Linked DNA regions of Homo sapiens: region 2 is linked to region 1. Evidence: chromatin contacts called from ENCODE Hi-C or POLR2A ChIA-PET data. All regions are on one chromosome and are shown on one strand. The core of a region is the stretch at or near the end of the contact, and the rest is flanking DNA. Distances in the headings are between cores, read along the strand shown. Region 1 holds the start of FIGN (fidgetin, microtubule severing factor). Region 2 has its middle 38 kb from the start of FIGN.

Region 1 (6,862 bases), core at 4,092-6,591:
TTTATTGAGAGTTAAAATTTATAGCTTTTTCTGAACCATTTGTTTATTCTAGTTTATCAATGACTCAAGAAAAACAGCAGATATGCTGATTAATCAAGTTCTATCGATCAGTAGCATATGTCAATATTTCACACAAACATCTGCAGAATAGTTTCTTCCAATCAAAAATTTATAAATCAATTTAAATTCCTGGTAATTAAATTTATTTGCTCTTCAACAATGAACACAGTACTTTATAAAGAGTAGTATGTGAAATCTGCACTCAAGAATATATTGATCAAAGGTAAAATAGCACCTTTCTATTTCTATTAAACCAAGGTTCTAAGAACTAGAAAGTTCAAACCTTAAAAGCCTGCAATTGTTTCAAATACATCTAGTAATTCTGTTGATTTTGGGCCACTAAAAGTGATTACTTAATTAGGCAATCATTCAAGGCATCCAAACACTCACACAGACAAAAACAGGGAAGTATTAGCATGGCTGTCTTCACCTTGACATGAACATTCTGAAAAACAGTGCAGACTCTCAAACTTTGTGGATCTGTCCCTATGAATGTCCTGAGTAAGATACTAAATTCTAAAAGGTGACAACCAGAAGCTCAGGAAAAAATAATTAACCTATAATGAAATTACCCATTTATCTTTTCAGGTGGTTTATATCTTAAACTATCTTAGAAATGCAAAGTAATAATACAGATGGTCTCTATAGATTCTTGGAAATACTACCTATTTTCTTCTCTCTGGTTACACTCTTATATTATCATCTAAAAGTAATTAATGAAATTTCTGCACTCTTGTATATCTATCAGAAGTAACTACCTACAAAAAGGTTTTCAAAGTTCCTGCCTAACATGAATAAAAACAAAAACAAAAAATATTTTCTATTTATGGGAAGGAAAAAAATATCAGCCCTGGAAACTCAGCTACAGGAGTCTTAAATATAACTAAAGAATAAAACCCCCTATTTTCACTCAGAAGATATCAGATACTGTTTTAAGAATCTTACTGATGAAATACAGCCAGGAGAAAGAAAAATACTCTATTTTCAGAAAAAAAAAAAAGATGTTTCTTGAAATAATTCCAAAGAGACCCTATAAACTGTGTTTTTAGGAGAAGAGAAAAGCAAATCAACTCACACATACAGCTTCCAAACAGAAGTCTTACCCTCTTCCAGGAAAACAACAATGAGACTTTATTACCCTGCTATGATTCTTTCATTTCAGACATGATTAATTAGCAAGTATTACACTTCTCAAAACTCCCACCCTACTCTTCCCTGCTTATTTGATGATAGACCCACATGAAATAACAAGTTGCCTCCAGCAGTGTAAGACAAGTATCCAAAAACTCTATTTTAAAGAAGAAACACTTCTTTCCTATCTTTGCCTCCCAAAATGAAGCAGGCTGCTTCTAACTGCTTTCACAATTTTGTTTCAACTTGGTCATTTTCCTAACAATACCTTTTCAATTTTAAATAATGCATACAACATATTCATTATTCAAGAACACATAGCATGTTTAATCTGATACCTCTATTTTTAAGCTGAAATTCCAAAGGACTTATGTGTCCATGCAGTTTATATTGATAACCATAAACATGCACAATTAATAAACAATAGAGACGATGTGTACAAGCATGTTTTGGGACATGGTTTTTGTAGAAATAATGTTTCTTTTCCAAATAAAAGCTAATTTGTCACAAATATAATGAAGATAAGAAACAAGCATGAAGGAGTAAAAGAGAGGAAGAACAGAAGAGGATAACTAAAATTTGAATGAAAAACTCTTGACTCTCTACATATTCTTCCAAAATAATCTTTCAAAATAATTTTCCTTTTGAACAATCTGTGTTCAAAACGTCCATTCCATGTGCACCAAGAAGCCAGCCATCACTAAATATATTATAAATGTATATTCTAACAATCATCAATTTATAAAGTCTGGGATTTCCCCTTCAACCTTTCAACTGTTACGTCCAGAAAACTTCACACATAGTGAAATCCTAATAAATAGATCTTGTTGGTTCCAGGAAACATTTTTAAAAATCTATACTGGTCAAAATATCCTTGCTTTTTTTCTGTTGTATTAAATTTAGGATCAAAAACATCAAAGCAGCTTCCACCTCGGACCTAACTTTTAGAGGATCAATGTGACAAGGCAGTCCCTGATAGATGTTTCTCTTGATAAACGACTTGTTCAAAAGAGACATTGTAGCTTTCATTTCCTGACCACAACACACTTTTAATTTGCAACAGCAGAGCTGCCAGAGTGTGAGCACTTGCCCACTTTCTAGTCTTTTAGGTTTGTAGCTCTGGTTCCTTTAGGCCGCACATTTGAGACAAACAAAATCTAAAAATAATCAGAGTAAAGAATTAGAAAACAAGAGCCAGTAACGCCACTTTATACATATACACAAGTGTCTACTTTATATATATGTATGTAAACTTTCACCCCTAGAATTCTAATATATGATAACAAGGCTCCTAAGTTAACATCATTTGCACATCGGACATTTAAACATAGGGAAATGAATTATGTGACTATTATTTAATAGTAAGCAGAGACTTAAGAGGGGGGCAATTTACACACTCAAATCTGCTGTTAAATGTCATGAATTATATAATTGCCTATGCCAGTATGTTTTTCATGAATTATTGCAATGATTATTATTAGTACTACCTAGAAATCACATTTAAGTATCAATACGGTGAACAGTCAAACCATCCAATTTCTGCTCTCAGCACATTGTCCGAGCTCCGATTTAAAATTTATAAATGTAATATCCTCCTCATCACAGGCAGCAGCCCAATCTGCTCTGAATATATATTACAGCTTTAACATCACAGAGGGAAATCGCCCATCTGGCAATCCCATTCGCTCCAACAGCTCCGGGGGAAAAAAAGCTGTGCTCTCTCCTCCTTAAAACATTTCTCAGGGCAAATTATGTGCATCTAAAATAAACAGTCTTCTTATTGATCGCTTCAAAGTCAACAAGTTCCAAATGCAAAATTCAATCAAATCTTTCCTATCGTGTAAGTGTGGTGTGTATTTAGCTCAATAGTCACCAGAGTCCAACCAGACGTGTATGTCGCGCAACGGGTCTTGTAGTTCCTCTCTTCGTATTCACATTTGTGTTAGGAGAGAGCAGTGACCACGGCCACACTACAGACCCCTGGCAGCTTTGCCCCACTGTTATTTCTTTTTTCATATTCTCTCTTTCCTTCTTTCTCTCTTTTCAGGAGGAATTAACGGTCATGGGGTAAACATAGCAACAACCAAAAAAAAAAAAAAAAAAAACAGTCTAAAGTGGACATATCCTTTGGTTATGCAAAATACTTTAACATCTTTTTGTTGTTGTTGTTCCCTCTGTCTTAATTGAATATTACAAAGTGTACACAGGGCACTGCCACAAGAGCTATTGAAAATCCCCTCTCACTCCATTTAACTGACTTTTTTTTTTTGTAAAGAAAGGAAAGAGCGATTTCAAACGAAGTCAATTTCAGTGCCTGATTATTTAATTCTGTCACAAGTTAAAAGTAAAAAGCGCTGACAGGCAGACGAGTGAATGGAAAGGGGGAAGAAAAACCTATCCCTACTCTTTAAAAGACATCAAGGACTTTGGACAATCAAAATATAATTTTTATTTTCATGTAAAAGACACCTCTTCACTTACCCGCCCCCCCCAAAAAAAAACCACACTCAGAAGAACTGATTACTCCACAAAGTGCAAACATCAAGAGCAGATAGTCAAACTGCATTAATAGATTGAGAAAAATAAAATTTTCATCCAGTCCTGTTCCTGTGTGTGTACATATATATAGATACACTTTCATTAGTTAGTAATCTTTCCCAACACTCCTGCCCTCTCCCCTTTGCCCAGCCTCCCTCCTTCAAAAAAAAAAAAAAAAAAAACCCACACTGAGTTTAACTAATTTACATACTATTTGACTTCAGCAGTTATATATATATAGTGCATTACTAGTAACGTGCAACTTCTGGATGACAGCTAAAACCGATAAAAGTGGATTCAAGTAATATATTAATCAAAACTGCAATATACAAACAAGTGATAGCAAAAGAAAAAAAAGCATGGTGACATTAAACATATATTTTTTAAAAAAAGGAATTCTATATCATGAGCAACTGCTTGCCAGGCAGTCTTCAATGGTTTTATCATGCTATTTCATTTGTCTTTCCTATTTAGATGCAAAGGAAGTAAATTCCAAAACTGACATACCATAAACACTGGTGCTACTGATCATTTCTTGCTGGCAGCACAAAAAGCTGAATTGGATTTCTCACAAGCAGGAATTCCAAAGGTTGCTTTTCATTAAAGCCACTTTTCCTCTCAGCTATCAAATGTCACTGCCTTGAAACGTGGGCCCTTTCGTCAGGTATTCATTTAACCTACATGCATATAATTAAGGGGGAAAGCAACATCAACAAAAAGGGGATCTCAGATCACAGGAGAAGAAAGAAAGGAAAAAAAGCACATGACCAGGAATGCAAGTCCATGTCAATTTCACTCACTCCCATTGAAACTAACAAGAGCTCCGGGGAGGACGGTAATAGGATCAGTGGATTGTATATACCATTAAATTATACATCTTTCTCTCCCGTTCCTTGCCAACAATACGCCCACCACGCTGTACCCCCTCCTAGATGATGTGCTTACATTTTTCTGCAACCGATCTTCTGACATTTTCTCGTTCCCCCAGCCACGAGATTGTAATTTAACCTCAACTTTTTGTGTGTGTGCAAGATTCTTATTTACACTTCTTATTTACTTAGAAGTTAGTTCCCGAAGAAAGTCTAGCCCCACCCTATGGCTCCGCTTTCTTATTTTTTTATTTTTGAAGTAAAAAGATAGTAATAAGTAAGCCCAATATAGCGAAAAGCGAGATTCTTGCAATCGCGAACTCTTAATCCCATACTATTGTTACAATGATTAAGCAGCAAAAATATGCATTATAATGTTTCAGGGCTACTTTGAACAGAGAAATTAGACAGCAGGTTGGCGTACAGAATAGAAACGAGTGGAAATTGAATTTAATGTTTACGGCACAACTGAAGATCTCTTTTAATTACAGGTCTTGGATGTATTTATATTCTTTAAAAATAAAACAAAAACAAATTTAAACAGATGGTAGAAAACTACGAAGCTCCTCTTACCTGAACGCGCGGAGAGAGAACCCGATAGGTTAGCGTAGCATCGATCCGATGTGTTTGCTGATGAATGGAAGCTAGGGTTAAGTGAAGGTGCCTATGATTTGAAATCATTCCAAGTTTTTGAAGGGAAGACGGACTGCAGCCTCTGCCATGTTGGAATTTCAAACCCAAAACAGCTGCTTGGAAGGAGCCAGCATGCCAGAGGCTGGGCGCAGGCGCAGAGCGCCGCAGAGCCAAATTCAAATCACTTTCACACTAAGAGCCAAAGATCAGTTTTCAAAGGAGAGAGGGAGAAAGAGACGGAGGCTGCCGTGAGGGAGAGAAGACGGGAGGCAGTGGCGAGAGGCGGGCAGTGGAGAGAGACGGGCAGCGGGAGGACCAGGAGGGAGAGGGAGAGGCGCACGGAGCCCGCGGAGCTGGAGGGGGAGAAAGGGAGGCGGGAGGCGAGCCGGCGAGCGAGCTAGAGACGCGCCAGAGATTCATGGGCAGGGAGGGCTCAATGGCCGCGCCGCGCCGGCCGGCCGGCCGCTCGGGTCATGTTACACGGCCGGGGCCGCGGCGGCCGCCCAGCCTCGCCGATGCGCTCACGCGGCCCGGAGGGGGCCCCGAGGTCATGATTACGCGCGCGGGGACTCGCAGCTCTCCCTGCACGCACTCTCTGGCGGCCCAGCCTGGGGAAAGGGGAGCAGCGCCGTAGGGGGAAGGGGGCTTTCTTTCCCACGCGTGACCAGCCGGCCCCTGCGCTCCCCGGCCTGCGTTGGAGGGCCCGGGACAGAGCCGCGCTGCTCCCCGGCCCGCGGGCTCTTCCCTGCCGGTTCCCGGCCCTCTCGACAGCTGCGGCCCGTCCGCCCTTCCCCACCCCCTCTGCGCACGGGACGGGATCTGGTCTCGAGAGCCTGGACCTCACCGGCACCCTCCCCGGGGCCCCCAGCACCAGCCAGAAAACGACTTGATCTGCTTAGAAGAGGCAACTTCGGGGAGAAAATTCGCGTTCGCCCAGTTCCCCTCCCCCGCCTCCCTGTGAATAAATAAAATCCTAAGTGTCTAGGTGTGCGGTCCCCTCTCGCGCTCCCTGGCTCCCCTCCCTACCTCCCCCAGGCGGCTCGGGCTGGAGAAAGCAGCGCCCGGGGGGCCCTGGTGTCGGCGGCTGGTGCGCAGGCATAGACGTTAGGCTTCTGCCTTCCCAACCCCCCTCTATGGAGTAATCTGGGGACCCAGGAGTGGGAAGAGAGTAGGGGCTTTGTGGTGCTGGGAGCCGAGGAAGAATGAAATGTGCAGTTGAGTGTGTTGCTCGCATCCCAGGGAGCAATGCAGTGCTGATTGTCTGTTGCTGAGATAGCCTTTTGTTCGGAACATAAGGTTTAAGAAACACACACACGTTTTCTGGGGTCTCTTGTTAGATGTAAATGTGCGGCATCCAGACGCTTACTATGCAGTGTAAGCTCAGTTGGTTTACTAATCACCCCGCCCCACCCGCAAACAATCAGGATCATTTGAATGGGAACCTCATTCAGACTTCTAGGCTGAGAGTATTGCCTTCAACCTATTTCATTCTAGACTAGCCAACCATCCAACTGAGATAATAAAGCAAACAATAACATTTGATCATGATGTCTACGAGATAATGTGCCCGGCAAAGTTCTTTAGGAATTGTAATGAGAAAGAGAGTGAATTGGGTCATAATTTCTCTTCGT
Region 2 (6,853 bases), core at 2,745-5,244, 39 kb after region 1:
AACTCATTATGGACTCACATGTCTGGCACTTGTTAGAGAGGGAAAAAAAATTTTAAAGTAAGCCCAGTGACTTAATACAAGCTCTCTCAGCAAACAGCCTTAATAAGCCATGCTGGGCCTCAACTCAGCTAGCAATGTGCTACTTGACCCTGGTCAATGTTTTTTATGCTAAAAGAAATGTGTGTTCATCTTCCTTATTCTTCAGTAAAGGATATACTCTGTTCAAGTGAATGCCTTCGGTGACTTGGTTTGAATGGATGTGCGGGCAAAATAATTTTCTTATTATTTCCTTTGTGTGGGATGGGCTCTTGACTAAGGTAAGGAGTGAGAAACAGTACTAGCTAATTGGGTCCTTGTTATTCCATATCACTATCTAAACATTCAGTTAGGAAAGGAAAATATCAGCCATACAGATGCTCTGATGGCAGTGTGCCACACACCCCATGTCTGGAGTCATACAGATGGCTAACTGAATATTTTGGATTCACATGGGTGTTCTGCGTTGTGTAGACAATGTTACTGGGACACTTAAAAGAAAATACCCCATGTTCAAAATCTTTAATGATCTAAGTTGTGGATCTTAGTTATTTTTTTAATTAAAAAATGTATTTAGGTATTTCTTGATTTGTTATTCTAGGTTCATCACTTCACAAATGGTAAAACAGAGACCTGAACAAAGCGAAAGAATTACCCAAGGGCTCTGACTAGGAAGTGAGAAAAAGTGATCTCAAACTCAGATGACTTGCAAGTAAGGATCTTTTTACCATACCTTACTACGTCTATGAATACTTCAAGCATCAGAATACCTGTTTGCTTAGTGTGACACTGACTAAATACTCCAGGAATTCCCAGCCCTTCCCATTTGCCATGGTGGACCAGAGAGAAGAGAAAGCAACACGCAATTGTATTAGGTTGGTACAAAATTGTGGTTTTTGCCTTTAAAAGTAATGGAAAAAGTTGCTATTACTTTTGCACCAACCAAATACGTCTCTTTATAGTTTTTAAAACTCGTTTACTTGAGGAAATCTCATTCATTTGTTTATTCCTGCATATTTATTCAACAACTTGTTTCTAAGACTTTTTCCACCAGTGTCCTGCTCTTCTATCTCCATTAGATATCCAATCGTGTTCCTTATTCCCTCCCATCTCATTTATCAAATCTCAGATCCCGTAATTCTGGTTTGTTCTACGAAGCATAAATGATGTCTTTAATTTTCTCCAAGCCTAAAGAAAAGAATGAGAAATACGATGAGTTCAGAGCCTGGTGTAGAACTACATGTATAGGATAAGATATTTAATGATCATTAGTTCCATGAGTTTCCTGGCTGCAAACTCTGATTATCCTCTCCTCCCCGCAGAAATCAAAAGGGTAATATGTTTACTTTAGAGATTCAGTGGGGAACATAGGGTCATAAATTTGCATTGAGTCTTATGGTGGTTGGGGGAAAGCAGCAGTTAGGAATGACAGTAATGGAGAATCAATAGTTCTTAAAGCAAAAGAAAAAGAGGGGTGTGTGTGTGTGTGTGTGTGTGTGTGTGTGTGTGTGTTGGGGAGGAAGGGCAAATGAACCTAAAGGTAGGAAAATTATATATGTATTTTGTTGTTGTTGTTGTTTTTGAGATGGAGTTTTCCTCTCGTTGCCCAGGCTGGAGTGCAATGGCATGACCTTGGCTCACTGTGAACTCTGCCTCCCGGGTTCAAGCAATTCTCCTGCCTCAGCCTCCTGACTAGTTGGAATTACAGGCACCTGCCACCAGGTCCAGCTATTTATTTTATTTTATTTTATTTTATTTTATTTTATTTTATTTTATTTTATTTTATTTTATTTTATTTTATTTTTGGTATTTTTAGTAGAGACAGGGTTTCACCATGTTGGCCAGGCTGGACTTGAACTCCTGACCACAGGTGATCCACCCGTCTCGGCCTCCCAAAGTGCTGGGATTACAGGCGTGAGCCACCGTGCCCAGCCAGAAAGCTATACTAGTGGTGACTGAGGACAGAATAATGGCAAAGGAGGTGGTAAGAAGTGTCTTCACCAAAAGATCAGTACACCAGCCTACAGAAGACCCCATAGTATCTTGGAACTAAGAGAAATTCTATTCTTACTGCCTGTGGGAGGCATACATTATCAAAGTCTCAACTTGGAATTTTGAATGCATTTTGCCATAGAATATTGTAAGTTGTTAAACTCGTCAGTGTTATTTACATAATACATCAAGTAAATGATAGATTACTAAAGCATTGATTCTTTGGGAATATGTGTTTTAAATTCTTAGTAGGGAATAACAAATTGGCTTTTGGAACACAAGCTATTCCTAAGTAGGAGAGGGCCTTCCTTAGATTGTAGTGTCATGTCTAATTGTAGTGTGTAGACATCTTGAATCGCTATTCAATTAACACAAACACCATGGTGTAAAAGATCAGCAGGGATTTAATCATTAAGGAAAAGTTGATATTTAACATGGTACTAGACTTCGATCAAAATTGAACTTTGTTTCTTTAGTATGAAAGAGGGTAAACAGAAAGTAACATTTATTAAATGCCTACCGTTTTTAGGCTTTATGCTAAATGCTTACAGCTTAATTATCTTGGCTAATTCTCATAACAGTCAAGAGAAGTGGGCATTATTTTCTCCATTTACAGGTGAGAGAACTGAGTCTCAGTAAGATTTAGAAATTTACCAGGATGGGCAACATGTCAAAACCCCATCTCTATGAAACAAACAAACAAACAAACAAAAACACACACACACACACACACACACACACACAAAATTAGTCAGGCATAGTGCTGTGTGACTGTAGTCTCAGCTACTCGGGAGACTGAGGTGGGAGGATCGCTGGAGACTGACAGGTCGAGGCTGCAGTGAGCCATGATTGCACCACTGCACACTAGCCAGGGAAACAAAGCAAGACCCTGGCTCAAAAAAAAAAAAAAATTCAAAAAATTGCAATGATTGAAGTGAGGATTCATTCCTAAATTTTATTTGTTCGTTTACTTGTTTGAACTCCACTATATAGAGTGATTTAACAACTTGTTTATTATTGCAGCCCCTTCCTTCCTGGGTCTTTCTCTTCACCAACTCTATCACAAAGGAATCAAATTGGCTTTTTCCAGTTTCCCAAAGTCAATGGCCAATTAGATCATCATAAAGTGAACCTGATTTGCTCTTAAGTTTATCAGATTTAACCAAAGATTTAAAACAAAGTTATTAAGAAATGTTTAGATTAGCATAGTATGTTGCAGCCAAAATTCATAAGAAAAGTGAAAAATAAAATATCTAGGTGTTTCAAAATATCTAAATTTTTTGCATTTTGTTTTAATATTTGTTGACATTTGACATAATCTGTACATACTACTCCACTAAGAGCAAAATAAGAAGTATCACATGGGTAAAATTAGACATTTCATTTTATGGAAGGATTTTATAGCTGTCTAATATTCCTCATTTAAATGAGAAAACTTGTCATACTATACACTTCTTGCCATTGTCAGATATCAAATAACTGCCCAAAGCCATACTAGCCACTGTAGTCTGGACTATGATAAATCTATGCAGTTGTAATAAAGTGTAATTAATGTTAAACTTGAATTGAATTTATTTTCATATAATCTATATCAATGATCTTTGGGGGTAAGATGTATAGTATTTGAATACTTACTTTGAGCACTGGGTACTCAATAGGGCAGAGAAAAGGTATTTATTCCACCCTTAAACAGCATTTCTATGCTTGTGCCAGTTGTCATTTTTATCGCACAAAATTTTAGTATTAGGAATGAGATGTAACTTTTGTCATTATTTTATCTGTCATATGATAAATTTCAAATGTTCTTAACTTCAAACCCTGTTGGAAACTCTCAGTAAACTATAGCAAAAGCCATTTACCTGGGTGTTTTTTAAAGGGAAAAGAAAGAGAAGTTCAACAGCATATTCGACTAAAAAGTTTAATAACACCATGATCTAATAGGAAACCAACAGGTTACACTGGGCCAACGACATATTTGAAAGTACAAGTAAGAAAAATGAGTCAGGCCTAGATAATGTGCAGTAGCAGATCTCTTGGACAACTACACTTGGATTACCATGCTTCAGTGTTCATGACTAAAGCCTTCAGTTCCAAATTGTGTAATCCCACACCATATTTTCCTAGCCCTCTCCATTTTTCTGGACATGGAATATATCATTTCTGACCCTTCCCCAGAGCCCCCTCCAATAACTCCTCCTTTTCATCACAATTAATGTCCACAATTAATGTCCACATCAGAAGTTTTAAGATTTCAAGTTTTAGGTCAGAAAGAAGAATTATTTCAGCTAAAGAATTTTTAAAAAGTTTCTTTCTAGAGAGATGCTCCAGAGGCACCATCTAAAATCAAGCAACTGGAAATGCAATCTTAGATGCATCATTAGAACAAATATAGCTCCTATCATTTTATGGATGAATCAGACTTCCCCCTCTCACTAATCTAATCAAAAAGCATCTTTTTTTGTGTGTGTGGCCTCCCACACATTTGCCATCTAGTGTGAAAATGAGTCAACTGGAGAATGCATTTAGTGTGCTCTTTTGAAGGAAATGTTCTTGCCTACGAGAAGAACTAAGCAACAAGAAAAATAGTCTTTATTCACTCATCATATTTAATATTTTAGGTCCAGTAGGTCCTCTGATATATGTCAATTTCTCTCTTCTTTGACAGCCTTCTTATTTGCAAAGTGTTATGTACTTTGTATTCATTCAGCAACACGTTCATTGTTCATACCTTTCCACCAGAGAATTCTAATATTTATGCAGTGTTTTTCATCATTTCAATTTGTAAAAGTTCCTAGCTGAATTAAGAATATATCAAGTTATGAATCTTTTGAGGCCTAGAAAACAGATAGGAGATGCTGTTTCTCTTTCTGCTATTCTTTGTTTGTCAAATCACTTTAATGTTGACCATGAGGCCTCTGTGACTTTGTTTATCTTTTCCACCTGTACTATCCCCTTTTTGTAACAAAGGAGATAGGATGTGTCACCATATTGTAAGTGTCATTCCTGAAAATAATGACTTATTGGTACATCTGACAATGATGTTACAAGGCTTCATACAGCAGCCAATTCAATTTAAACTAAACTGATTTCTCTAGATGTCACCTCTCCATGTAAGGAACCCAGTTATTTTAGTAGAAAACTTTAATAACAAACAAACAGATACAACAGAGAAGAAAATGGAACGATGAGGTCACAAATATGTATATATTGTTGCTCTCAAATATATTCTTTAGAGATTAATTTGCCTTTTATTTAAAAAGTTTCAAAGTGGGGCCAGTCGCAGTGGCTCATGCTTATATTCCTAACACTTTTGGAGGCCGAGGTGGGTGGATCGCTTGAGCCCAGGAGTTCAAGACCAGCCTGGGCAACATGGCAAAATCCCATCTTTACAAAAATTACAAACGTTAGCTGGGAGTGGTGGCGTGTGCCTATAGTCCCAGCTACTTGGGAGGCTGAGGTGGGAGGATTGCTTGAACCCAGGAGGCAGAGGTTGCAGTGAGGTGTGATCATGCCACTGCACTCCAGCCTGGGTGACAGAGTAAGTACTCTGTCTCAAAAAAAAAAAAGTTTCAAAGGGTGGTAATCTTTGAAATCCTCTGATATTTTATTTTATTTATTTTTTTTTTTTTAAGGTAGAAATGGGGTCTCACATGTTGCCTAGGCTAGAGTGCAGCGGCTCAATCACAGCTCACTGCAGCCTTGACTTACCAGCCTCAAGTGGTCCTCCTGCCTCAGCCTCTTCAGTAGCTAGGACTACAGACATGCCACCATGACTAGCTAATTAAAACAATTTTTTTTTTTTTTGGTAGAGATAGGGCCTCACCATGTTGCCCAGGTTGGTCTCAAATTCCTGTGCTCAAGCAATCCTCCTGCTTTGGCCTCCCAAAGTGCTGGGATTATAGGCATGAGCCACCACACTTGGCTTGATATGTTCTTTTTATGATAATTTAAACCCTTGGATTTAATTTAGGGATTCTGGGATTGATTCTAAAATTCTTTATAAGTGCCTGAATATCCATGTCCTCAAAAATGTAAGTAAATTTTTAAATTTTAATTTTGACAAATTCTTCATTACTTGTAGACTATCATTTATTATTTACGGTTGGGATTGTATTTACTAAAGAATACCATTTATTTTTGTTTCTCATTCATACAACTTGGCCAGGGGCAGATGCAATCTTACCTTTTTTTTTTTTCCAGTGTACATGCTTCTTTATTCAATGACATATCAAAATATCTGGTCTGTAGTAAGTATACATAGAAAAGACTCCCATAGCCTTGCTCTTCCAACCCTAGTCAAATATTCATGTCAAAATTTGACATCTCTGTCAAGTCTAAAGAAGGAAGAAACCAACATGTATTGAGAATTTACTCCATATTGGGTCTTTCCCATTCAATGTCTTATTTAATCTTCACATGCTAACGTGTGGATATTATTTTCTCAGTTTTGGAAATGAGACTCAGATAGGTTAAGAAACTTACTCAAGTCATCCCTCCTAACATTTTCAGAGCCAAATTTGCCCATCTTTCCTTTCTCCAAGTATTGGCTACCATAACACACCATATTCATTTCCAAATGATTTCTTGCGTTCTGAATCATGAAGACATATGGTGTGAATATACAAATACTTATGCTATAATACTTAATTTTTTGTTAATTAATCTCCTCTTTCTCACTGTCAAAGTTAGGCAATCTCAGACTTTCTAATACTTAATGTTAGACTTGCCTTTTAGAATACTGTGATTTTAGCACCTCAGACTGCTGAAAATACTGTTCAACAGTCATTTCACGTTGAACTGGGTAGGTGCTTGGGATATCACTTCA

The links. A loop is a pair of places that touch in the nucleus more often than their neighbours do. ChIA-PET counts read pairs that join two places held with the same protein, here RNA polymerase II (POLR2A). Pooled maps may share reads with other maps.
Region 2: a loop to region 1 is called in a map of PC-3, with 7 times the contacts of the local background. The contact joins the enhancer-like site here to the promoter of FIGN in region 1. A Hi-C loop is called at or near these places in 8 of 168 maps with a recorded cell type or tissue (Calu3, MCF 10A, PC-3 and 5 more) and 6 of 50 pooled maps. POLR2A ChIA-PET finds 5 or more read pairs at or near these places in 4 of 52 experiments (H1, MCF 10A, PC-9 and 1 more).

Annotation. Positions count from the first base shown.
Region 1 is chr2:163,730,667-163,737,528 of GRCh38, forward strand. It overlaps FIGN (fidgetin, microtubule severing factor), which reads right to left and starts at 5,342. Exons shown (of 3, transcript NM_018086.4): 1 at 5,172-5,342; 2 at 4,237-4,406. The coding sequence starts at 4,261. It overlaps LOC107985957 (a long non-coding RNA gene), which reads right to left and starts at 3,275. Exons shown (of 2, transcript XR_001739759.2): 1 at 1-3,275. RefSeq lists enhancers at 5,949-6,465, 6,466-6,862.
Region 2 is chr2:163,771,002-163,777,854 of GRCh38, forward strand. No RefSeq gene overlaps it. Among named protein-coding and RNA genes, the nearest start is that of FIGN, 38 kb to the left of the region's middle. RefSeq lists an enhancer at 125-1,324. Within about 2 kb of position 3,995, at least 4 of the 41 ENCODE cell types and tissues checked have a DNase peak (open chromatin) inside an H3K27ac peak, as active enhancers do; they include PC-3, PC-9, Panc1 and 1 more, where a contact is called at or near this core.